Regions from separate parts of the Homo sapiens genome. Here all the other regions are linked to region 2. A link is a loop called in an ENCODE intact Hi-C map of the cell type or tissue named here. Cell type or tissue: endothelial cell of umbilical vein. All regions are shown on one strand.

Region 1 (8,000 bases), 150 kb before region 2:
GATGCAGAGTTTGGCCTGCGTGGTTGGAGGGGAACCTGGCCGCTGAAAGACCCGACTCCAGGCAAAAAGCACTTTCCCACTCCATCTCCCTTCTGTCTCCCCCATCTTCTGAGAGCGACTTCCGCTCCATAAAACCTTGAGCTCATTCTCCAAGCCCACGTGTGATTCCATTCATCCAGTATACCAAAGCAAGAAGCCCTAGGATACAGAAAGTCCTCTATCCTTGCGATAAGGCAGGGGTCTAATTGAGGTAACACAAGCCGCCCACTGACGGCTAAACTGAAAGAGCACCATGTAACACATACCCACTGGGGCTTCAGCTGTGAACATTCACCCGTAGACACTGCCATGGGGTCAGAACCCCACAACCTGCCCATTTTCATGCTCCCACTAGAGGTTTGAGCAGCGGGACACTGAATAAATGAGCCAAACCCCCATCGCGTGCCCTGTGAGGGGGACAAGCAAACTTTTCCCATTTCAATACCACCTCACACTTGTTAGGATGCCTATTTTCAAAAAGTCAAAGATAATAAACCTTTCTCAAGGTGTGGAAAAAAGAAAACTCTTATACATTGTTAATGAGAATGTTTATTGGTACTGCCGTTATGGAAAACAGTGTGAAGGTTTCTGAAGAACTACCAGATGACTCACAAATCCCTCTTCTGGGCATATCTTCTAAAGAAATAAAATCATCTGTACTTTTATGTTTATTGCAGCATTATTCACAATAGCCAAGATATGGAAACGACTATATTATACATAGACAGATAGATAGATAGATAGATAGATAGATAGATAGATAGATCAAGATAGATATATTTCATGTACATATATAAACTATTCTTAAAATGTTAAGAGTTTTTATCGATAAAAGATGTTGAAATTTGTCAAATGGTACTGTTGCATAATTGAGACAAACGTGGTCTTATCCTTTGTTCTGTTAATGTGATGTATTGTGTCAATTGACGTGCATACGTTAAACCAGCCTTGCATACTAGGGATCACTCACACTTGGGGATAAAGTATACACATTTTGATATGTTGGTGGATTTGGTTAATTAATATTTTATTAAGGATTTTTACATACATGTTCATCAGAAAGATAGGCCTGTAGGTTTTGAATTTTTTCTGTTCTATATTTTATCTATACATATATGTAAAATATATACATATATACATATGTATAAAATATACATACATATATAAAATATACATACATATATACATATATACATATATGTATAATATATGATATATAATATGATATACATATATACAATATACATATATGTCTATATGTGCATGTGTATATATATATATGACTATGAAGTATAAGAGTGTGTGTGTACATAAAACTATAGAATATTATTTAGCCCTAAAAAAGAATGAGATCTTGCCATTTGCTACAATATATCCTGGAGAACACTATGTTAAGTGAAATAAACCAGACACAGAAAAATCATACTGTATGATCCCCCTTATACACATAGAATCTTAAAAAAATCATTCATACAGATAGAAAACAAACTAGTTACCATGTGCATGGGTTGGGATGTGGGGAGGAAATGAGGAGAAATAGATCAGAGGATCCAAATATGTAGCATGAACAAATCGAGAGACCTAACATACAACATGGGAATTATAGGCAATAAAATTTTCCTATATTTCTGATTCATGCTAAATGAGTGTGTCATAACTGCTTCTGCAACAAAAGCAAAGAAATGGATAATTATGTGAAGTGACATGTATTTTAATTTGCTTCTCTCTAGTAACCTTTTTACTTTGTATATGTATCCCATAATATCATCTTGTGTACCTTAAATATATATAATAATATTTTCCTTTAAAAAAATACAGTTAGCATTGATGCTGACTTTCTTATTTTGGCTTGCGTAAAGGATCTGTTTCAAGTTGGATAACAGAGTTCCAAAGGGAATGTGTGTTGTTGTGGCTTGGGAGACTATCATTCCTCTTTCTCATAGTGCGTATTCTTAGAATAGTAGTTCTGATTTCTGACCCAAGATATAAGTGATTTGACTCTATCGAGACTTCCTGGTTTGGCTTTGTTCTCGGGTGCATCCTAAGCATTAGAACAGGGACTAGCAGTTAGGGGATACTCAGCAAGTACTGGTTAAAGAAGGGATTGTGGAGTTCGTATTAAAGCTGATGCCCTGATCTCATATTCTGAAGGATTCTTCTAGTAATAGACTAAATAGAGATTCAAGAGGCAAAGCAGTGAGACTTGTCAGAGGAAAACTGTGGAAATAAAGCCAAGATAATCTGCTGACTGGTCAGTGACACAAATAGTGAAGATGTGAAGGGATAGAGAGAAAGACCTTGTAGAGATAGCACTATTGTCTCTGAATTTCTTCCTGACCTTAACACAGCTGCCTCCTCCACTAAAAAATCTATATGTAAGGAATGTTTACATGTTCATTGATCTGCTCTTTCAACCAATGTTTTGTTTTTTTTCTCTTCTTTGCGTTACCTCTAAATTAGACTCTGAGAGCATGCAGTTTATTTGGTGGGTGAAGGGAACACCAGTAGCAGAGGGAGAAAGGGGACAGAGAGGTGGACGTGGCCACTGCCCATTGTCAACGTGAAATCATGGTGGGTGATGGGCTTAAATCCACTGAGGATTTAATCAATGTAATGTCCAGACAAATTCTTATACCCAAAGGCAAATATTTTATTCTTATTCTGTTGTTCATCTCAAAATATGTCTAGCCACTATTTAATATCAGCTTGTAAGGTTTTTTAAAGAAAATCAAATAACAATATTTTTGATATCTCAATGATACCAATATAGAGATGCTCCAAATTTAAATATATAAATCCATGCTCATTAAGAAGTCCCTAGGAACACATTAAATTTCAAAGATTAAATCTCCTTGCAAGTTAAAGCCCAAAGATTTCCAAAACTAAAGAATTAAATCTACAAATTAAATGTTTTCACCTTTTCAGCTAAAAATGCAAAACAATTGAAGTCTTGTTCAGGTTCTTGTTTTGCTTAGATTTAGCCAGAGGGTGGCGTTCCTGATGTCTGAGCTCCCTCTTCTTGACAGGGCTGTAATTCCTTCATAGCACAAGAACTGATATTACCTTACAATCAAATGAGATTATAGTACATATGAAATTATTACAGCACTGAAATCTGACAGCAAAATTTAGAAATAAGATTATCTCCAGATCCAAAAACAAAATTACTTTTCCAGATCTCAGTCTTCGGTGCTGCTAAATACCTAAAAATCAGTGATATTTGTGGGAAAGATAGTAAAAGGAGATTTTTTTTTTCTCTTTTAGTCTTGCCAGGATGTCAGGCAATGTATTTCAGGATTACAAAATTTATAAAGTACAGCCCTTAATTCAGTCTTTAGCAATATCCCAATAAGAAGATGATTTGGACAGAATGCATTTACCATATCAAAGGGGAGGAAGCACCCCATGAACACTGTTTCTCCTGGGGCAGGTGTTGGAAAACTATGGCCCTAAGGAATTACCACTTTTTGGGCTGGGTACGGTGGCTCACACCTGTAATCCCAGCACTTTGGGAGGCCGAGGCAGGTGGATCACCTGAGGTCGGGAGTTCAAGACCAGCCTGGCCAGCATGGTGAAACCCCATCTCTACTAAAAATACAAAAAATTAGCCAGGTGTGGTGGTGGGCGCCATTAATCCCAGCTACTCAGGAGGCTGAGACAGGAGAATTGCTTGAACAGAGGAGGCAGAGGTTGCAGTGAACCGAGATCATGCCATTGTACTCCAGCCTGGGTGACAAGAGTGAAACTCTATCTCAAAAAAACAACAAAAAAAATAGCACTTTTTTGTAAATAAAGCTTCATTAGAACACAATTATACCCATTCATTTACATATTATAGATGGCTGCTTTCTTGGCTTTATAAAGAGACTATATGTTGTGTTAAACCTAAAATATTTAACACCCGGCCTTCACAGAAAGATGTGCTGAACTCTGTCTTAGTAGCCTTAAAAACCTTCTTGCTAAGTTTAGAAAACTGTGATGGCGGGAGCCCAGGTCCCTGGATCAGAAGCTCGGGATCACATATGTTTATTTCCTGGCATGATTATTCAAAACTTATCAGTTTCCATTTCCTTCCATGCCCTGTGTTTCTAAAATCTCATTTCTTCATTGTTCATCAACTCTGGCTAATGGCACAGCCTCTACCGTGTTTGAGGAGTGGTCTCATGCTATGGGAGCAGCTGTCAGAAACTCTGGCTATGGGATAGCATGGGTTCATGAAATTCTCTTGCTCAAGTGTTTTTCAGCTGGAGAATCATGTTCAGCAGATTTCAGTACCGAAGGTGCTAGTGATGTTCCTGAAATGTGTTCCTTTAGCGGCCTAGCAAAGAAGAATGCCTCTTCTACATGTTCTTCAAGGCACTGTCTGCCTTTCCTTTTTGGGTGTTCCGGGCCTCAAGAAGTGTCTCATCCTGCTACATCTTTTATTCTTTTATTCACTAGTGGCTGCAGTTCTCAAGTTGTGCCTCCCTCTGCTGTTCTACTCCTTACCGAGGGCCTGGCTGTGGTTGTAGAATTTGGTCTTTTTCCTTCTGGAACACACATAAGCCTAACACTTTTTGTCTGATCAGAACCTCTACTTTGTTTTTACTTCCCTTTTGCTTACTGCCTTGGATATTTTTGTTTTTATGTATTGCTAAGTTAATACATTCTGAGTTGGCCACATGTACCCAGTGTTCAAATTAATATTGTTTACCACCTTGGGTTAGATAATCCCACTCAGGAGATTCTTCTCCCATTAAATAAACATCTAACCCAGGCCTGGAAAATCTATTATATTCAGCATGGCTTCCCATTAGTATTCTTCATCTTTGCTCTCAGTTCTAATTTCATAAATTTCCCTAGCATCAGGACATAGGCCTTATTTAAGTACCCACTTACAACACCACAGGATCACCTTGAGTTTCACCCTGTAATTCTGTGAAGATTTCTAATTCTAATCAGTCCTTACACAATCTCCACCTTCTTTTAAGTGAGGAATGGGATCAAGGACAGCCAACCTAGTACTGCTTACCAAAATTTGGTACTAATAATTTAAAATGAGGCCCTCATGAGTGTTCTTGAGCAAAAGCAGATGTCAGCCTTCATTTCCTTTTTTTTTTTTTTTTTTGGAGACAGAGTTTCATTCTTGTCCCTCCAGGCTGGAGTGCAATGGTGTGATCTTGGCTCCTTGCAACCAATGATCTTGGCTCATTTTAATTCTCCTGCCTCAGCCTCCTGAGTAGCTGGGATTCAAGGTGCCCCCCACCACGCCTGGCTAACTTTTGAATTTTTAGTAGAGACAGGGTTTCACCATGTTGGCTGGTCTCAAACTCCTGACCTCAGGTGATCCACCCACCTTGGCCTCCCAAAGTGCTGGGATTATAGGTGCGAGTCACCATCCCTGTTTGCCTCCTGTATCTTCTAAGGCCCCAGTGAAACATGTATGTTATAGGCAGTTCCTGAATAATTCAAGGTCTGTAACAGCCTGCACCCTAAAGACCTCACAATAATGACCAAAGTAAGGCTAATTTTGTTTTAGCTAAAATGCTCTTGTAGAAAAAGTGACATACTTTTTAAAACTAGAATATTTTATAGAATGTCAATGAAAAGAGTCAAACTCTGTAAAATATTTGAATAGATTTATTCTGAGCCAAATATGAATAACCATGGTCTGTGACATAGCCCTCAGGAGATGCTGAGAACACGTGTCCGAGGTGGTTGGGATTTTATACATTGTGGGAGGCAGTGGAGGTGTGGGGGAGGGGAGGCTTTCAGGTAGCATTTTAAATTTTCTGTTTGACAATTGGTTGAGTTTTTCTAAACACCTGGGATCAATGTGCTACAGAAAAGTGGTCCGGATCTAGACCCCAAGAGGGGGCTCTTGGATCTCGCACAAGAAAGAATTCAGGGCGAGTCTGCAGTGCAAAGTGAAAGCAAGTTTATTAAGAAAGTAGAGGAATAAAAGAATAGCTACTCCATAGACAGAGCAGCCTTGAGGGCTGCTGGTTGCCCATTTTTATGGTTATTTCTTGATGATATGCCAAACAAGGGGTGGATTATTCGTGCCTCCCCTTTTAGACCATGTAGGGTAACTTCCTGATGTTGCCATGGCATTTGTAAACTGTCAAGGCGCTGGTGGGAGTGTAGCAGTGAGGACGACCAGAGGTCACTCTCATTGCCATTTTGGTTTTGGTGGGTTTTGGCCGGCTCCTTTACTGCAACCTGTTTTATCAGCAAGGTCTTTATGACCTGTGTTTTGTGCTGACCTCCTATCTCATCCTGTGAATTAGAATGCCTCAACCATCTGGGAATGCAGCCCAGTAGGTTTCAGCCTCATTTTACCCAGCTCCTATTTAAAATGGAGTTACTCTAGTTCACACGTATCTGACAATGGTAATTGGAGGTGGGGCCTTTGGGAGATTAGGTTATGAGCACAGAGAATATTTATGAATGGAATTGTTGTATTTATAATAGAGGCTTCAGAGAGCTCCTCACCCCTTCCATTATGTAAGGGCACAGGGTAAAGACAACTGTCAACCAGAAAGTGGTCAGTTACCAGTTATCAAATCTGCAGGTACTTAGAATTCCCAGCTTCTTCCCATTCTCATTCCTGATTCTCGTTCTCTCAGAACTGTGAGAAATAAATCTGTCATGGCCATGCAGACTCTGATACTTGGTTATAAAAGGCTTGAACTGACTAAGACAGATGGGTTAAGTAATACTGCAAAGTCCAGTAGGCATCAAACCCAAGTATTTCCTTAATCTCTGATCCAGTTCTCAAACAGTATGCTGACCCATGTCAATGAAACAGTTCAAAAAGATAAATTATAAGATAGATATTATCTGATAAGATAAATATTATCTATTCAGAAAAATAAATTATATTAATTCACTTTGGATAGTGGAATTACTTTGTGAAACAAAAAATATACACAACTGAAGTTAAATTGGGCAGAACCTGGCACAATCATGACGTACAAGAATTATTTCTTTTTGTTTTTCTCTCTTTTCCACTTTCATTAATTATTCCCCATTCCCCAACTCATAGACCTTGCCAAAAACAAATTTTTGTCCTATATTTCCTCTCAGTGGGTGATACCAAGCCACAAATTTTACAAAATTCCTATCCATGTTTGTTAATTCTACTCCTAATTCATATCCTTCCTTTTGATATAACTAGTATATCATATTAGTTATTACTAGTTTTATATAAACATTAATTTACATAAACTAATATGTTTTATAGTAGTTTCATGTTTTATACTAGTTTTGTATAACCATATTAATTTACATAAATTAATATGGTTATACAAAACTAGTACAAAACATACAACTTTTATGTTTTTTGTCTCCTTCTACCACGTTACTTCAAGTTAATATTATCTATGACCATATACTTGTGATAACTTATCACCTGCAACACCCGTGCAGCAAAATTTATTTTCTATGTTATATCCAAGAAAATATTTAATGATTAGATTATGTTATAACTGCCAGAGGGCTTCTTTCTGCCTGCTGCACAAAGAAAGACCATAGCATTGCAGTAAAAAAAGAATTTAATACACACAAGGCTGGCCTTGCCAAGTGGAAGATGGAGTTTGTACTCAAATCAGTCTCATTCAACACTTGTAGGTTACGGGTTTTTCAAATGCAATTTGGAGGAAGGGGTGGTGGTTGCTAGGCTTGCTACTGATTGACTGGGGCAAAGATGAATCATAGGAGTTCAAAGCTGTCCTCCTGCGTGCTGAATCACTTCTGCGTAAGGCCACAGGAGCAGGCTTGGCAGGTACAGATGGAGCCATGGATGTTAGACATGCAAAAAAAAAACCCTGAAAAGATATCTCAGAAGACTAATCTACTGTAGTGGTTGTTAGGTGCAGGAATGGCTGGCAGTCTATGACTATACCTTAGTAGAATTCAGATTTCTCTCTTCCCTCAGCCTGATAGTCTTTCATTAGCTCTATAAAGGTGGTTGAATTTTG
Region 2 (8,000 bases):
AATATGGGTAAATGGGGTGAATGTCAGATGGATCAGAGAGATACAGTCATGGGGGTCAGGTGTGGTATCAGGAATAATGTGGGAGGCTGGATTGAAGTCCAGGCCAAGAACAATGGTAATTGTGGGAGACTCAACAAAGAGTGAGTACAGCTGAAAGAGCCAGGGAGCAGAAAGTATATGCATCAGGTATGAGGAAGAAAATAGATTTTGGAAGTTATGAGAAATGTAGAGAGTGAGTTGAGCATAGCTTGTGATTTTTAGGGCCTCTAAAAGTATTAAAACAGCGGCAGCTGCTGCACACAGACATGAGGGCTAGGCTAAAACAGTGAGGTCAAGTTGTTTGGACAGAAAGGCTACAGGGTGCAGTCCTGGCTCTTGTGTAAGAATTCTGACCACGCTAACCATGCCTAGGAAGGAAAGGAGTCATTGTTTTGTAAGGGATTCAGGTTTGGGAGATTAATTGGACACAATCAGCAGGGAGAGCACGTGTGCTTTTATGAGAATTATGCCAAGATACGTAACAGATGAGGATGAAATTTGGGCTTGACTGAAGTAACGGGGGCTGTCTGTGAAGCTTTGCGGCTTTATAGCCCAGGTAATTTGCTGAGCTTAATGGGTGTCAGGGTCAGTCCAAGTGAAAGCAAAGAGAGGCTGGGATGAAGGGTGCAAAGGAATAGTAAAGAAAGCATGTTTGAGATCTAGAATGGAATAATGGGTTGTAGAAGGAGGTATTGAGGATAGGAGAGTATATGGGTTTGACACCGTGGGGTGGATAGGCAAAACAATTTGATTGATAAAGCGCAGATCCTGAACTAACCTGTAAGTCTTGTCTGGTTTTAGGACAAGTAAAATGGGGGAATTGTAAGGAGAGTTTATAGGTTTTAGAAGCCTGTGCTGTAGCAGGTGAGTGATAACAGGCTTTAATCCTTTTAAAGCATGCTGTAGGATAGGATATTGGCATTGAGTGGGGTAAGAGTGATTAGGTTTTAATGGGATGGTAAGGGGTGCAAGATCGGTTGCTAAGGAGGGAGTAGAGATATCTTATACTTGTGGGTTAAGGTGGGGAGATACAAGGGGAGGATGTGAAGGAGGCTTTGAACTGGGGGAAAAGGTGGCAATGCAGTGCGGCTGTAGCCCAGGAATAGTCAGGGAAGCACATAATTTAGTTAAAGTGTCTCAGCCTAATAAGGGAACTGGGCAGGTAGGGATAACTAAAAAGGAGTGCTTAGAAGAGTATTGTCTAAGTTGGCACCAGAGTTGGGGAGCTTTAAGAGGTTTAGAAGCTTGGCCGTCAATACTTAACAACAGTTATGGAGGCAAGGGAAACAGGTCCTTGAAAAGAAGGTAATGTGGAGTGGGCAGCCTCCGTATTGATTAAGAAGGGGATGGACTTACCCTCCACTGTGAGAGTTACTTAAAGCTCGGCATCCTTGATGGTCTACGGGGCTTCCGAAGCGATGGGGCAGCATCAGTCTTCAGCTGCTAAGCTGAGATGATCTGGGAAGGAGTCAGTCAAAGAGCCTCGGGCCAGAGTTCCAGGGGCTCTGGGAATGGCTGCCAGGTGAGTTGAACAGTGTGATTTTCAGTGGGGTCCTGCACAGACGAGAGGAGGCTTAGGAGGAATCCTGGGCTGCAGGCATTCCTTGGCCTGGTGGCCAGATTTCTGGCACTTGTAGCAAGCTCCTGGGGGAGGCGGCTCTGGAGGGACGCCTGGCTGCTGCGGTTCAGGTGTTTGGAAGTTCTTGTGTGCTGGAGATGTGGCTGGGGTTTGTCTCACAGTGGAGGCAAGGAATTGCAACTCAGAAATACACTGTTACTTGGCTGCCTCTACTCTATTATTGTACACCTTGAAGGCGAGGTTAATTAAGTCCTGTTGTGGGGTTTGAGGGCTGGAATTTAATTTTTGGAGTTTTATTTAATGTCGAGAGCAGATTGGGTAATATAATGTATATTGAGAATAAGACGGCCTTTTGACCTTTTAGGGTCTAGGGCTGTAAAGCATCTCAGGGTTGCTGCCAAATGAGCCATGAACTGGGCTGGATTTTTATATTTGATGAAAAAGAGGCTGAACGCTATCTGATTTGGGATAAAGAAAAAGGAGCATTAACTTTGACTATGCCTTTAGCTCCAGCCACCTTTTTAAGAGCAAATTGCTGGGCATGTGGGGGAGGGCTAGTCGCGGAATGAAACTGTAAGCCTGACTGGGTGTGAGGAGGGGAGGTGATAAAAGGATTATAGGGTGGAGGAGCGGAGGCTGAGGAAGAATTGGGACCTAGCTCGGCCGGGCGAGGAGGGGAGAGGTCAGATGAGTCTATAGAAAAGGAAGATTAGAAAGACTCATTGACACTTGGGGTTGGGACTGAGGGGACAGGTGGGAGGGAAAGAAGGAAGATATGGGATGAGTTGCACTGGGCACAGAGACTAGGGAGGGACTGATGTGTAAAAGAATGCCTGGAGGTCAGGCACCTCAGACTGTTTGCCTATTTTACAACAAGAGTTATTTAGATCTTGCAGGATGGAAAAATTGAAAGTGCCGTTTTCTGGCTATTTGGAACCACTGTCAAGTTTGTATTCGTGTCAAGCAGCATTGCAGAAGAAAATAAGGCATTTAGATTTTATGTCAGGTGTGAGTTGAAGAGGTTTTAAGTTCTCGAGAGCACAGGCTAAGGGAGAAGAAGGAGGAATGGAGGGTGGAAGGTTGCCTATAGTGAAGGAGGGAAGCCCAGAGAAAAGAGAGAGTAGAGACACAGAGGGAAGGGGTTCGGGGGTTCTTACCATCCAGAAAAGCAGGAAAGGGGTTGGGGCACGGAAATAAGGGGTAGAGGCACAGAGATAAGAGTTCAGGGCATGGAAATAAGGGATTGGGGATTCTTGCCCCCTAGAAAAGCGGGACTTGCTGCTAAGGGTGAAGGAGAAGGGGTTGAGGGGTTCTTGCCTGTCCTTCAGAAAAGCAGAGAAGGGGTAGAGACATGGAGAGAAGGGGTTGGGGTACTTGCCCCTCCTCCAGAAAAGCAGGACTTGCCACTAAGGGTGAATGACCAAGGCAGGCGGTCCCTGCGTGGTCTGACACCTCTGAAATGTGGGTGAATAATCAGAGAGGCATCCCTGCAATGATTAAACATCAAGGGTAGGCTGCCTTCCCAGTCCGTGACCGGTGCCGGAGTTTTGGGTCCACGGATAAAACGTGTCTCCTTTGTCTCTACTAGAAAATGAAAGGAATTGAAATGAAGAGAAGGGAGAGATTGAAGTGTGGCTCCAAGATTGAAAGGAGAAAGAGGTTGAGGGATAGTGAGGGAGGTTGGAGAAGAGAGTAAAAAGAGGCCGCTTACAGGATTTGAAATTGGTGAGACGTTTCTTGGGCTGGTCAATCTGAGGACCTGAGGTTGTAGGTGGATCTTTCTCATGGAGCAAAGAGCAGGAGCACAGGGGATTGATCTCCCAAGGGAGGTCCCCCGATCCGAGTCACGGCACCAAATTTCATGCGCGTCAGTGTGAAGAGACTACCAAACAGGCTTTGTGTGAGCAATAAAACTTTTAATCACCTGGGTGCAGGCAGGCTGAGTCCGAAAAGAGAGTCAGCGAAGGGAGATAAGGATGGGGCCGTTTTATAGGATTTGGGTAGATAAAGGAGAATTGCAGTCAAAGGGGGTTTGCTCTCTGGCGGGCAGAGTCGGGGTCACAAGGTGCTCAGTAGGGGAGCTTTTGAGCCAGGATGAGCCTGGAGAAGGAATTTCACAAGATAATGTCATCAGTTAAGGCAGGAACAGGCCATTTTCACTTCTTTTGTGGTGGAATGTCATCAGTTAAGGCAGGAACAGGCCATTTTCACTTCTTTTGTGGTGGAATGTCATCAGTTAAGGCAGGAACCGGCCATCTGGATGTGTACATGCAGGTCACAGGGGATATGAAGGCTTAGCTTAGGCTCAGAGGCCTGACACAAATTAACACATAAATAAAAGTATAATTTCTGCCATTGTGAGTTCTTTAGGGGACTCACAGTCTAGCAGGGAGAGATGACATTAATGAAATTCAACAAGCACTAAGGCCACAAACAAAACACCCCATATGTGGAAAACATAGTGGTAGGCATAGTTTGTGTGGGAAGATGAGGCTAAGGAGAGCATAGAAATAGTTCTAACACACCCTGCTATTGAATTGCCACCTAGTGGGGAGAATACAGATAATGCATGGCAGCTTAGAGCAATGTGTTAGAAATTTAAATGTGATTGCAACAGGCAGTGAATAAGGAAGTCAGTTTACTGGGGTACTTGAAAAATATTTCATGAACAAGATATTTAAGCTCAAACTGGAAGGACGAATAGAGTTTTATTTACCAGAGAAATGGGAGAATATTACAGGATTGATTTCATTAAGCAAAATGTTGTAAAAGCATCTTATTGTCATAGGTGTTTAAAACTTATTAATTCACCTGGAAAAAGTAGATATTTTGATTAAATGGAATAAAGTATGCAGTTTTGTTTAAGTTTATGGGTCAAAGATAATTGTTACAGTTTTTCACAGTTATCAGCAAAGTCTTTAGTCATCCATAAACATCAGCCAACTGAAGTACAGCAGTGATAACCTTGAGGAAATTAGCATGATTCATTAGGAATTAAGAGGCTTGGGTTAATAAGAAAATTTTTATAAGATGGGTGGGGACAGATTTTACTGTTGAATCAAGATCTACCATTGCTACCTAAATGCTATGTGACTGGCTTTTTGACAACAAACTTAGGGAGAAAATATGATGATGTCTCATTTACAGATGAGAAAAGCAAAATAAAAGAAGACAAGTGATTTGTTGAAGGTCACAAAAAAGGTGGTCTGGAGTAGAAGTTAAATTAGAACAAGCTCAGTCACCAAGCCGTTCAATAATTTTTAAATATAAACAGTAGCTTGGGAGTTTCTTTCTGTTTTCCTTTTAGGACTAGAATGTCTCTCTACTTAATTCACATTAATTCTTTTGTGCTTCTGTTATGTCCTTATCTCTTAATTCTCCTTGAATGTTTTGTATTCTGTCATATCTCCCTGTCTGCACATGACAATATCTATCTTTTTTCCCATGTATTGAATAACTTAATCCTCACAACAATCCTATGAAGCAGGGGAAGAAAGGCTGTAGTTATTTCTGAGATGAGGAAAGTGATATTTGAAATGTTAAATGACTTTGTCAAGGTCATCAGGCTTCTACAGAACAAAACAGGAAAAAAAATTGGACTATTTTTACTGCAAAATGTAGCATTCTTTCAAATCCTTATTTGCAGCATTAAGCTGTGATTATGTCTCAGAAACATCCCATATGTATTCAAATTATACTTTATATTTAGACCAACTTTACATTTACAGAAAAATTGGGAATATAATACAGAGAGTTTCTTTCTATCTACTCTTTCCACGTAGTTTTCCTATTGTTACTGTGTTACCTTTGCATGGGAATTAGTCACAACTGATAAACTAATATTGATACATTATTATTTTCTAAAGTCCACACTTTAATCAGATTTTCCTACTTTTTATTTAAGGCCTGTTTTTTTCTGTTTCAGGATGCCTTATCATATTTAATCTTCTAAGGCTCTTCCTGGCTGTAACACTTTCTCAGACTCCAGCAAGACTTATCACTGTTGATGTTGACTTTGATCACCTGGCTGAAATGGCATTTGTCAGATTTCTCCACTGTAAAGTTACATTTTTATTCCCTTTCCATGGTATACCCTTTGGAAGGAAGTGATTATGAGGGATCTACACTTAAGGAATGAGGAGTTATGCTCCCCTTCCTAAGAATAAAATAGTTACAAAAATTATTTGGAATTCTTCTGCATGAGACATTTGTCCCCTCTCTATTTATTTAGTCAGTCACATTTATATCAGTTGGACTCAAAGATATTTATTTTATACTTTGAGCTATAATTTAATATTACTTTATTTTGTTGTTCAAATTGCTCCAGATGTAACATTGCTATTGGTTTCTTTAAAGTAAAGTTCAAATTTAATTTGATTTCTAAATAATTCTTTGATATGTAGGCAATTGATTGAATTATATATTTGTATATAAATATATATAAAGAATATATACACAAATACATATAGAAGGAACATAGAAATATATATATATATATATATATATATATATATATATATATATATATATACATATAGAGAGAATATACATAGACAGAAAAGAGGTTTAATTGACTCATGGTTTTACAGGCTGTACAGGAAGTATGGTGCCAGCATCTACTTCTGTTGAGGGACTTGGGAAGCTTTCAATCATGGCAGAAGGTGAAAGGGAAACAGTATGTCACATGGCAAGGATGGAAGCAAAAAGATGGCTTGAATGTTCTATATTAACCTTATATTCTGTGAGATTGCTATATTTGTCTATTAGTTACAAGGAGTGCTTTTGTCCACTTTTCCTAATTCCCTACGTAGACAATCATGTCATGTGTGAATAAAGATTTCTTTTTGTTTCTTCCTTTTAAATCTGTGTACTTTACTTACCATTTCTTATTTCATTGCACTAGCTAGGACTTCTAGCGCAGTGTTGAATAGGTGTAAAGAGAGAAGACATTCTTACCTTATACCCAGTCTTGGGAGAAACAATTAAGTTTCTCACCATTGAATACATATTAGACAAAGAACTTTTGTAGATGTTCTTTATGAAGTTAAGGAAGTGCCCCTATATTTTTAATTTGCTAAGAGTTTGTATCATGAATGAGTGCTACATTTCGTCAAATGCATTTTCTGAGACAACTGATATGATCATCTTATTTTTCTTCTTTAGCTTGTTGAAGAAGTTAACTGCAATGATTGATTTCCAAATGTTGAAACTGTCTTCATTACCTGGGTTAAAGCTCACTTCATCATGGTGTATAGTTTTATTATATATTGTTAGATGCTAGTTACTAATACTTCTTCAGGATTTTTGCTGTTATGTTTATGAAAGATGTTAGGCTATAGTTTTTCTTTTTTGTAATTTTCTTTCTGATTTTGGTACTAATGTAATGCTGGCCTCACACAATGAGTGATTTAGAATGTTTTCCCTCCAATTCAATTTTCTGGAAAAATTATAGAGGATTGGTATAGTTTATTTTATTATTTTATTGAAATATTTGGTTCAATTTAAAAGCATCTGAGCCTGGTGTTTTCTTTTTATGGAAGGTTGTTAATTATCAATTCAATTTTATTAACATAAATAGGTTTATTCAAATTAGTTATATCTCCTTGGGAATTTTGGTAGTTTGTACCTTTCATAGAATTGGTCCATTTCATGAAAGTTGTCAAGTTTGTAGGCATAGAGTTACAAATAGTATTCTGTTTTTATCCTTTAATGTCTCAGGATGATTGGTGATCATCTCCTCTTTCATTTCTGATGTTGGTAACCTGTGTCTTCAATCAAAATTGTTTATTAGTCTTTTGATAAAAACAGTTTTTTATTATGTTCATTTTCCCTTTGTTTTACTATTTTCAATTTAATGGATTTTTGTTCTAATTGTTTTCTTTACAGTTGTTTTAAACTCCAATTGCTCTTTGTATAATTTTGTTTTTAAATTTTAATTGCGAGAAAACAGGTGGCATCCCCAGGCACCATTAGATTGCGAATCAATGCTCAGTATTCAACTAAGTTGTTCTGTTTCTTAATCAGTCAAGACTACAATCCAAGGGACAAAAATTTCTTCTAAACTTTTAGAGAATGTGTTATCTATCTTTTTCTGGACATACATCACAAGTCAAATTTCATTGCTGTGTTCTACCAGTGTGTTGTGTCTCTTCTATGACAGCAATCACTTCTTGACTGTACAAAATATTCCATTAACATTTAATGCTTTAACCACATTCAACACAGTATTTGGAATGTAGGAGATATTCAATCAACATTTGTCTAATGATTCTGAGTCATGTACTGTGGTGACCTCAAAATGGTGTAAGACAAGCATCAGTCTTTTTCAAGTAGAAGTAGCGTGCCTAGTCAGCTCATTTCCAGAGGAAAAATACCCTACACA
Region 3 (8,000 bases), 830 kb before region 2:
TGCTATGACTGTGAGGCTTCCCCAGCCATGTGGAACTCTAAGTCCATTAAACCCTTTTACCTGTGTGAATTACCCAATCTCAGGTATGTCTTTATCAGCAGCATGAAAACAGACTAATACATACCCCAAACTTAAAATAAAAGTTTTACAAAAGGAAAAGGTCTAATGATGCCTTCCCTATATGGTGGCTCTGAGAATTAAACCAGGCGAGCTCTGTGATGTGTCATCCACGCAGTAGGCTCATCACCAGTGGATCTATTCCTATATGCCTAGTAAAGTGTCTTCTGAGTAATGCAAGTTAAGGTCAATACAGTCATACTTAACTGAGTATAGCACAACTGAAAAAGACATTTTTCAAAGGGATTTTACAAAATACCACAAATGCATGTTTCTGAAATTAAAAAATATTTTGTATAGTGTGCCACATGACCCCATCCCTGGGTATACACCTGAGGAATTCAGTGGAATCTTCAAAAAAAGAGCATGTCAGTGTATTCCAGTTCCATAGAGGTACACTGAGTCTTGAAAAACTTAGGCAAACTGATTATTGGTGACAAGGCTGATATGGCAGCAATAGCACTGAAAATTAGCTTTCCTGATAACTTGGGCATTCTTCTTTGCTAGAGCAGTTTTCTGCTCTTCCCTTTACTCTTTCTTATTTATTTCACTTTATTTATTTTTAGTTAGTTGCACATGGGACTTTGTCACCTCAAAGAGATGTGAACAGAGTTTTAGACGGTGACATCATTGTAGAGCTCAGATGTGTTCATTGCTATAAGCAGAAAGCTTCTGGCAGGCTGCAGTTTAATGAGGCAATCTCAAAGCCGCTTAGACCATTGTTTGCCTTTTGCCTTTGTTTGCAAATTCAGCACAAATTCATGAAATCCGCCAGAAAATGACAAGACTCTAGCAAAATTACTCATAACTCAAGGGACTGGGTGAAACCAAACTGTCATTGCCGCTTTCTCTGGCAGTTTGAGACAGCCAACGAGACAGGCACCTGCATGGTGTTTACAAGGTCAGGATAACAGCAACTTGGTGTGGACACCATACTCAGCAATTGTACCTTTGAGACCCAGGATCCTGGATTCCACAGAAGTTATTGAAAAATCTCTGCTGCCCAGAAAATTACCTCTAAAAGTCACTTTCTGAAAATTGCCCTGGAAAATAGGGTCTCAATGAAAGTGAAGATTAGCGCTAAGTTTCCAAATTAAAAAAAAAAAAAAAGCTAGCCTATTTTTTCTTAGACATATAGCAAATTACAACAGGAAGGGAGGAAGGGAGGAAAGAAGGAAGGAAGGAAGGAAGGAAGGAAGGAAGGAAGGAAAGAAGGGTATTAAGTAGTTAAAAAGAGAACAGAACTCTATAAGGGGGCCTCTAAGACCTCACATGATTTGGTCCCCTCCTTCCACTTCAACCTCATCTTGTTCTGCTCCACCTGCTTCCACTGTGCCCCAAGCACACTGAACTCTACCATTCCCTTCAGCAATAAACATCTCAACATTTCAGAGCTTTGCAGTTTCACTTCCTTAATCTAGAAATCTTCTTCCAGCAATGCCAGGAAGGATACCTTCTCATCCTTTTTATCAATTCTCCGTAAAGGACTTTATTGATGACTTCATCTAAAATATTCCACTCTCAACCCAATCTCAGTATTTGGTGTGTTTCCTTCATAACTCTAGTTATAGCCTATAATTAAGCTGTTTCCTTAAAAGTAGTAACTAATAAATACTGGCATTTACTATTTATATATGCCTGATACTATTTAATGTAATGAAACTTAGTTATCACAGCAACTTTAAGACATAGAGACTATTGCTATCCCCTTTTAGCATATGGCAGAAAATTGAGGCATAAAGAGGTTAAGTAACTTGTCCACAGTCACATGGTTAGGAAGTGGTGGGCCCAGAACTCAAACCCCAGCCCTCTTGCTAGGTACCTTGCTGTCCTGTCTCTCCTGCTTTGTGTCCTGTCTCCCTACCCAAGAAGGGATGTTCCCAAGGACAGAAACCTCTCCTGATTTCACTATTGCATCTCTAGCACGTGGAACAGTGTGCGGCACATACTCTGTGCTCATATATTTGTTGAAAAATTGAATTGAAGAAAAAGGGAACATTTCAGAAGAAGAAACATGAGGGGTTAGGTCTGCAAACACACACACATGAAAAGACAAAAACAAACAAACAAAAACCTACAAAAGACTCATATAACAGATACGAGGGATAAAACCTTTCTTCTATATTCCTGGTTGTAATTCTGGGCTTTGTGCTTACCTGACTCATGCTTTATTTTTCTCAGTGTTATAAATATTGTAGTTCATGGCAAACACCTAGCAGGATACAGCAGAACTTCAGTATATGGCAGTAACTGTGATGAAGAAGGAGAGGAAGAGGGAAGAATGACAAAAAAAAAAATACAGAGAGAAATACAAAGCTGGTTCATTTTTGGGAGACTATACATGCATAAAAGTCTTGTTTTTTTAAACTATGAACTGCTATATAAACCTTACCTAGACTTTCCCTTAACTCTTGGGTAGTGTGGTTTATTAGAAGAAGATGCCTTTTAAAGTCAAATATTCTTAAACTTTTATCTTTGCATCTTAACCAGTGGTGTGCTGGCGTATGTTTAACAACCAGGCAGGCACAGGGACTTCTTTGCAGCAATTGCTCATTGACATGCTGTAAATAATTCTACTGTGGCTGACTTCAAGCTGCCAACATGACATTACTGAATGAAGAGTTGCCTCCTATAAGCCAGTGTGAGCTCATTCCAGTGCAACCCTGTACCTTCCACAGCGTGACCTTGCAGAAATAATCTCTCTGAGACTCGGTTTCATGGTCCATAAAAGGGATCTGCCAATAAGTGTCTTCTAGGGCTGGACCTGTTGGGCAGATTAAATGTGAAAATTCACAGAAATGCCAAGCACAGTGCCTGCCACACAGCTGTGCCCCATAAGCATTGCTTCCTTATTTTTAAAGATAATTAAGTTTAAACATCCAAAAAATTTCTTCAAGTTTGTGTTGGTGGGGGAGAGGTTGGGAGAGAAACTAGGTCTCTTAGGCAAAACAATATTAATCTTACTTTTCCACTTTCTTTTATATTCTCTCTCTTACAATGATTTTATCTAAACATTTTTTTTCTTGGTTCTCATTTTGTCTGACTTAAGCTAGATGGTCAATCTCCAAAAGAACAAAATAAATGAGAAGTAATAACTGTGGCCTTGCTGTCATGTTTACTTTCTAAATGGAATGAATCTTTCAGAACATTTTGCCTAATAAAATGACATAGATGGGGACCTGAAGCTGAACTCACAAGATCCTTAACATACAGATTTAAGGATTTTAATAAAAAATATTAATCTCTTGATTTATTGCAGAAGTTTTAAAACAACCAACTGAACACATATGCTTAGATATATGTACACACACATACATTATAGTCTAATGTAGATAATGTTTACTGTGAACCTGCTGTGGGGCAGACACTGTGCTCAACATGTATACATACATATATATCTATGTTAGACTACAGTTTTTCTCCATAAATTTATATGTAATTTAGAACAAGGTGACTCGAAAATAATTAGTTTTTGATTGATTTACTTATTCATTTATTTATTCATTCCCTTAAGCACTCATGCATCAAATCTTTGTAGAATACCTGCCATGTGTCAAACCCTGCTCTAGGCAAGAGCGTATACATAGATGAATTATATGGGTCCCCTGCACCGCGTGAGTTAGTTGGCTCCTGGGGAAGGCAGACGTATACAGAGATAATCACAAAGTGAAGGAGGACAAAGCACCATGATGATAATAAAAGTGGAAGACACACAAAGCTCTTCATTTTCAATTTTGTAAAGTAAGAATTACACAGAGGAAAGTGTGAAGGGAAGTGTCACCTGTTATCTATTAATGGTTATAATTATTTGATTATATTTTTACATTGAATGATAATTCAACATAGGACAGTCTCTTCGAGATCACATCGCTGAGTATCATCCCCCAAGGCTTCTTAAATTCAAGGTCTACTGGCACCTATGCGGCAATACACATTGTGGCCTGTAGATGGCAGGCGTCGCTCACTGTTTCGATGGATCTCATCCACACCTGACGGATGATGCAGCCTTAAGCTTTGGGCCAGAGTCGTCTCGCAGGTCTGCCTACCGCTGCTCCACAAGTGCAGAGCTACATATTTATTTACTTCGTTCATCTTAAAATCTTGTGATGTAACACATTTTTCATGTCAGAGATTTTTAATGTTCCTGAACATTTTGTGAGCAGAACTTAATGCTTGTGGGAAGGGCTTCAACTTGAATGACTTTTGATGTTTGGATGTAAATAAAGAATTATTTAAGAAAAAAAAAAAGTCGATATTGTAGAATAATCAAGTAAATTAAAAATAGAGGGCACTAACCCTACGTATAAATGTGCCTGCTAAGCATAGACGCTATTTGCAATACCCCACCACTTCCTTCTCCGAGATCATGGCAATGTTAGCACCTTGGCCCCAGGGCTAGAATTATTTCATCTAAGCAAGAATCTATTGGCTTCCGACTATGTGCAAGACGCTGCATTGGGTGATAAGGGGATATATAGTTGAATAAGCATAAAACCTGGCCTTATAGGACTTATAATTCGGGGGAGACAGCTAACAACAATGCAGAAATTCTAGCAAGTCGCTGTGAGAGTGGAGTTGTGGAGGATATTACACCCAATAATGGGTAGAATAATTGTGGAGAAAATGAAATTAGAGTCAGCTGTGGGGTTACCCAGAGAAACTTCACAGGCAGTTTTGAGGAGAAGGCACCTCAAATATTTTGATCAGTTTAGGCAAAACTATATTTTAAAAGCCCCCTGGAAATATAAATTGCATACCTGTTTTTCTTTTTAAATTTGTGTCCACTTCTTGTAACACATAATTACATGTGATAATAAATGGACTCTGATTTTAGATTTCACAGCCAACAAATCTATATAATCCCCAAATAAATGAGTCTATGTCCTCTGTGCAATTTACTGTGTATCTTGAAATAATTGTGTATTTATATCACATTAAAATAAACCTAATTGGCAACTTTATAATTTTAACATATGCTAATCATTTTTAAAATTGCAAAGTTCAGAAAAATTTAGACACTAATGAAAATAACCTGTAATCTCAACTTCCCAATAAAGCTATGCCTAATATTTCTGTGTTAAACAAAATCTTAATGATTACATAAGAATTCTAATAGCAAAATGTTTATATTTATAAAAATCTAGTAAAATCAGACTAAACTTATTGATGCTTAAAGCTAGTCATGAGCATAATGACATTTTCCTGCCTTGTTAAGAATTGTAAAATCAATGAAAACGATTTACATTTTAAAACTGGAAAAAAAAAACTAGTCTCCGCTTTCGCCTTTAACAGATTTGAGTTTAAACCCCAGCTAAATTGAGCTTTTTATTGCGTAGTAATTTCTCTTTCTGAGGTCCTATTTCCTGTTTTGTAAAATGGAGTTACAATGTCTATCCTTGGTTGTGAGGTTTAAGAAAAGTCATGTGCTAGACCTGGCACATGGCAGGTGCTTAGCTGATATAACTTTTCCCCAACTCTTTATGTCAAGGAAGTTCCTTTTCTCTCTCCTGTTGAGAATCCCTGAGAAGCTTTTAAACAACACCCTAGTCCAGGATTCCTTAGCTGAAGGGCTACGGACCTTTGGGTTCTGATAAATCTTCGTTATGGGAACTATAGGGTGTTTGACAGCATCTGTGTTCCCTATTCAATAGATGCCAGTGGCAACTCCCGTATCTGTGGCAACTTCCCTATTTTTGGCAACCAAAAATGTTTTCAATCATGGCCAAAATCATCTCCCCGGGGCAAAATCTCCTCTGCATGAGAACCACTGCCCTAGTTCTTAACGAATGCCCAAGAAATCGATATCGCTGGATGGGAAAGACTTCTTTCCAGTGTGCCCATGCTGTACACCACAGACTGCACAGCTGCAAGTCTGGTTGACTTGCAGGCACTGCTACCCTTTCCTGCCTTTGCAGTTATCACCTTGGTTCTGGGAAGTCCTGGACACAGCAGCTCGTGTCTTAGCATCTTTTTTTTCCCCAAACATCTTATGGAGTCTATGACACTCTGTTTTGCCGTAAGTCCATTATCTGATTTGCCTTGAGTGAATGCTTCCCTCACTGTATCACAGCCTCCCTAACTGCATGGCTGCCAGATCTGCTCAAACAGTCTTCTGCCTTGGTCTTGCTTAGTAGTCTGGTTTCCCACCGGCATATTGCCCTCATCCCCAGGTCACTTGGCTGAGGCTGGGGCATCTTTCCTAGTTTGCAGTAATCACCCAGGAACCTGGACCGAAGATCCGTATATCCTCAGTGGCTGACACAGAACACGATCCTTGAGAAAAAGGGTCATGTTTTAATATATCGTGGTGGATATCTCTACAAGACAATGGGAATGAAGTAGAATTGGAATTTAAGTTAAACCTCACTATTTATACTTGTCCTTTTATTTTCTGTCTTGATTATTTTTATCTGCCATTTTATGATTTTACAGAGTATACATGATTGTGGTTTATTTTATCTTCATTTTTGTAGCTGTTTTCATGCATCCTTGGCAGTTCTACCATGTTTTTGACTATAAGAGCTCCTGCTGCATATGAAGGCAAGAGGCTCTGCAAAACTTCTAGTGAATATTCATCTCTTCTTTGCAGTGCTATGATTATCATGCTTGGCTGGACTTTTAGCTAAAAACTGACCTCAAGACTTAACTCATTGGTACCCCAAATTATAAACATCGTCTCAGTACCCACCAATTCTATTGGGGTATCCTAGGGTTTCAAATTCACTGCAATTAGAGCCAAAATGCTTACCCCTCTATCTACTGAACTTCTAGAATGGCCTCCACTCCAGGCAAACTCTAGCCATATCAAATCCCTTTCTCTAGGTTTTTTTCTAGATTCTATCTTTATTTTTTCTCCCATGAGTTCTAGGTCAGAATGTTAGTCAAGATTTCTCAAAAATTAGAATCTTAGGCAATGGCTTGCATCACCTAGTTTATCTGAGGAAGTAATTCCAAAGAAAAGAATGGGAAAATAGGTAAAATGAAACAAGGAAGAAAGCACAGAATATCTTAAAGGTGTTATTGGGATTGTCACTGGCACAGACCTCTTGAGCTAAACCCTACTTGCAAACTTTTGAGCCATGAGTCATGTAGAATGCTCCTTGAACTTTTCCACATGAAGGACAGGAGAGGGCTGGATTTATCCACTGGCTCCAATCTCCCATTGGACAAGAATTGTCCCATAGAGTATTGACATGGTTCGGCTCTGTGTCCCCACCCAAATCTCATGTTGAATTGTGATCCGCAGTGTTGGAGGATGGGCCTGGTGGGAAGTGATTAAGTCACGTGTGCGGCCTCCCTGCTTGCTGTTCTCATGATAGAGTTCTCAGGAGATATGATTGTTTGAAAGTGTGTATCGCCTCCCTCTTCACTCTCTCCCTCCACTGCTGGTCATGTGAAGAAGTGCGTTCCTCTTCATCATCTTCCACCATGATCATAAGTTTCCTGAGGCCTCCCCTGAAGTAGAAGCCTGTATAACCCACAGAACCTGAGCCAATTAAACCTCTTTTCTTTATAAATTACCCAGTTTCAGTTATGTCTTTATAGCAGTGTGGGAATGGACTAATACAAGTATTAACTCCATCATAATTCCATATTTGGCTATATGTCAAAATGGCTTAACTCATTGTCACAAGTGACTCATGTGGCAGCATGAGATGTTTGGTGCAACAGAGGGGTCATACCATAAGATTCTACCTACTTGCAACTGATTGCACTAGCAATGGCTGGAGCAGAAATATGAGTGGAGAGCATACGAGCAGGGCACAACTATCTCATATACCTGGCAGGTCCAAATTTCTTCAGGCCATGAGGTCATGGGCCTGGGTAAGAGCCAGAGTATGTTACCAGCGCCAAAACTCTTGTATTAGTGATACTGGTTGCTA

The links. Hi-C counts contacts between places; a loop is a spot of excess contacts. Peaks named below come from ENCODE experiments on the same cell type or tissue, not always from the same donor. Only the 100,000 strongest peaks of a DNase experiment are listed, where the experiment ranks them.
Region 1: a loop joins it to region 2, with 17 times the contacts of the local background. A loop is called at or near these places in 29 of 110 quality-filtered maps.
Region 3: a loop joins it to region 2, with 16 times the contacts of the local background. A loop is called at or near these places in 25 of 110 quality-filtered maps.

What each region holds. Positions count from the first base shown.
Region 1 is chr4:11,949,323-11,957,322 of GRCh38, reverse strand. No RefSeq gene overlaps it. Among named protein-coding and RNA genes, the nearest start is that of MIR12113, 170 kb to the right of the region's middle. In endothelial cell of umbilical vein, a CTCF peak has its summit at 3,026 (motif pointing right); a DNase peak (open chromatin) is centred at 3,042.
Region 2 is chr4:11,802,221-11,810,220 of GRCh38, reverse strand. No RefSeq gene overlaps it. Among named protein-coding and RNA genes, the nearest start is that of MIR12113, 23 kb to the right of the region's middle. RefSeq lists an enhancer at 3,516-4,145. In endothelial cell of umbilical vein, a CTCF peak has its summit at 4,165 (motif pointing left); DNase peaks (open chromatin) are centred at 4,170 and 4,660; H3K27ac peaks cover 1,150 bases.
Region 3 is chr4:12,629,320-12,637,319 of GRCh38, reverse strand. No RefSeq gene overlaps it. Among named protein-coding and RNA genes, the nearest start is that of LINC02270, 410 kb to the right of the region's middle. RefSeq lists an enhancer at 3,957-4,016. In endothelial cell of umbilical vein, a CTCF peak has its summit at 4,053 (motif pointing right); a DNase peak (open chromatin) is centred at 4,079.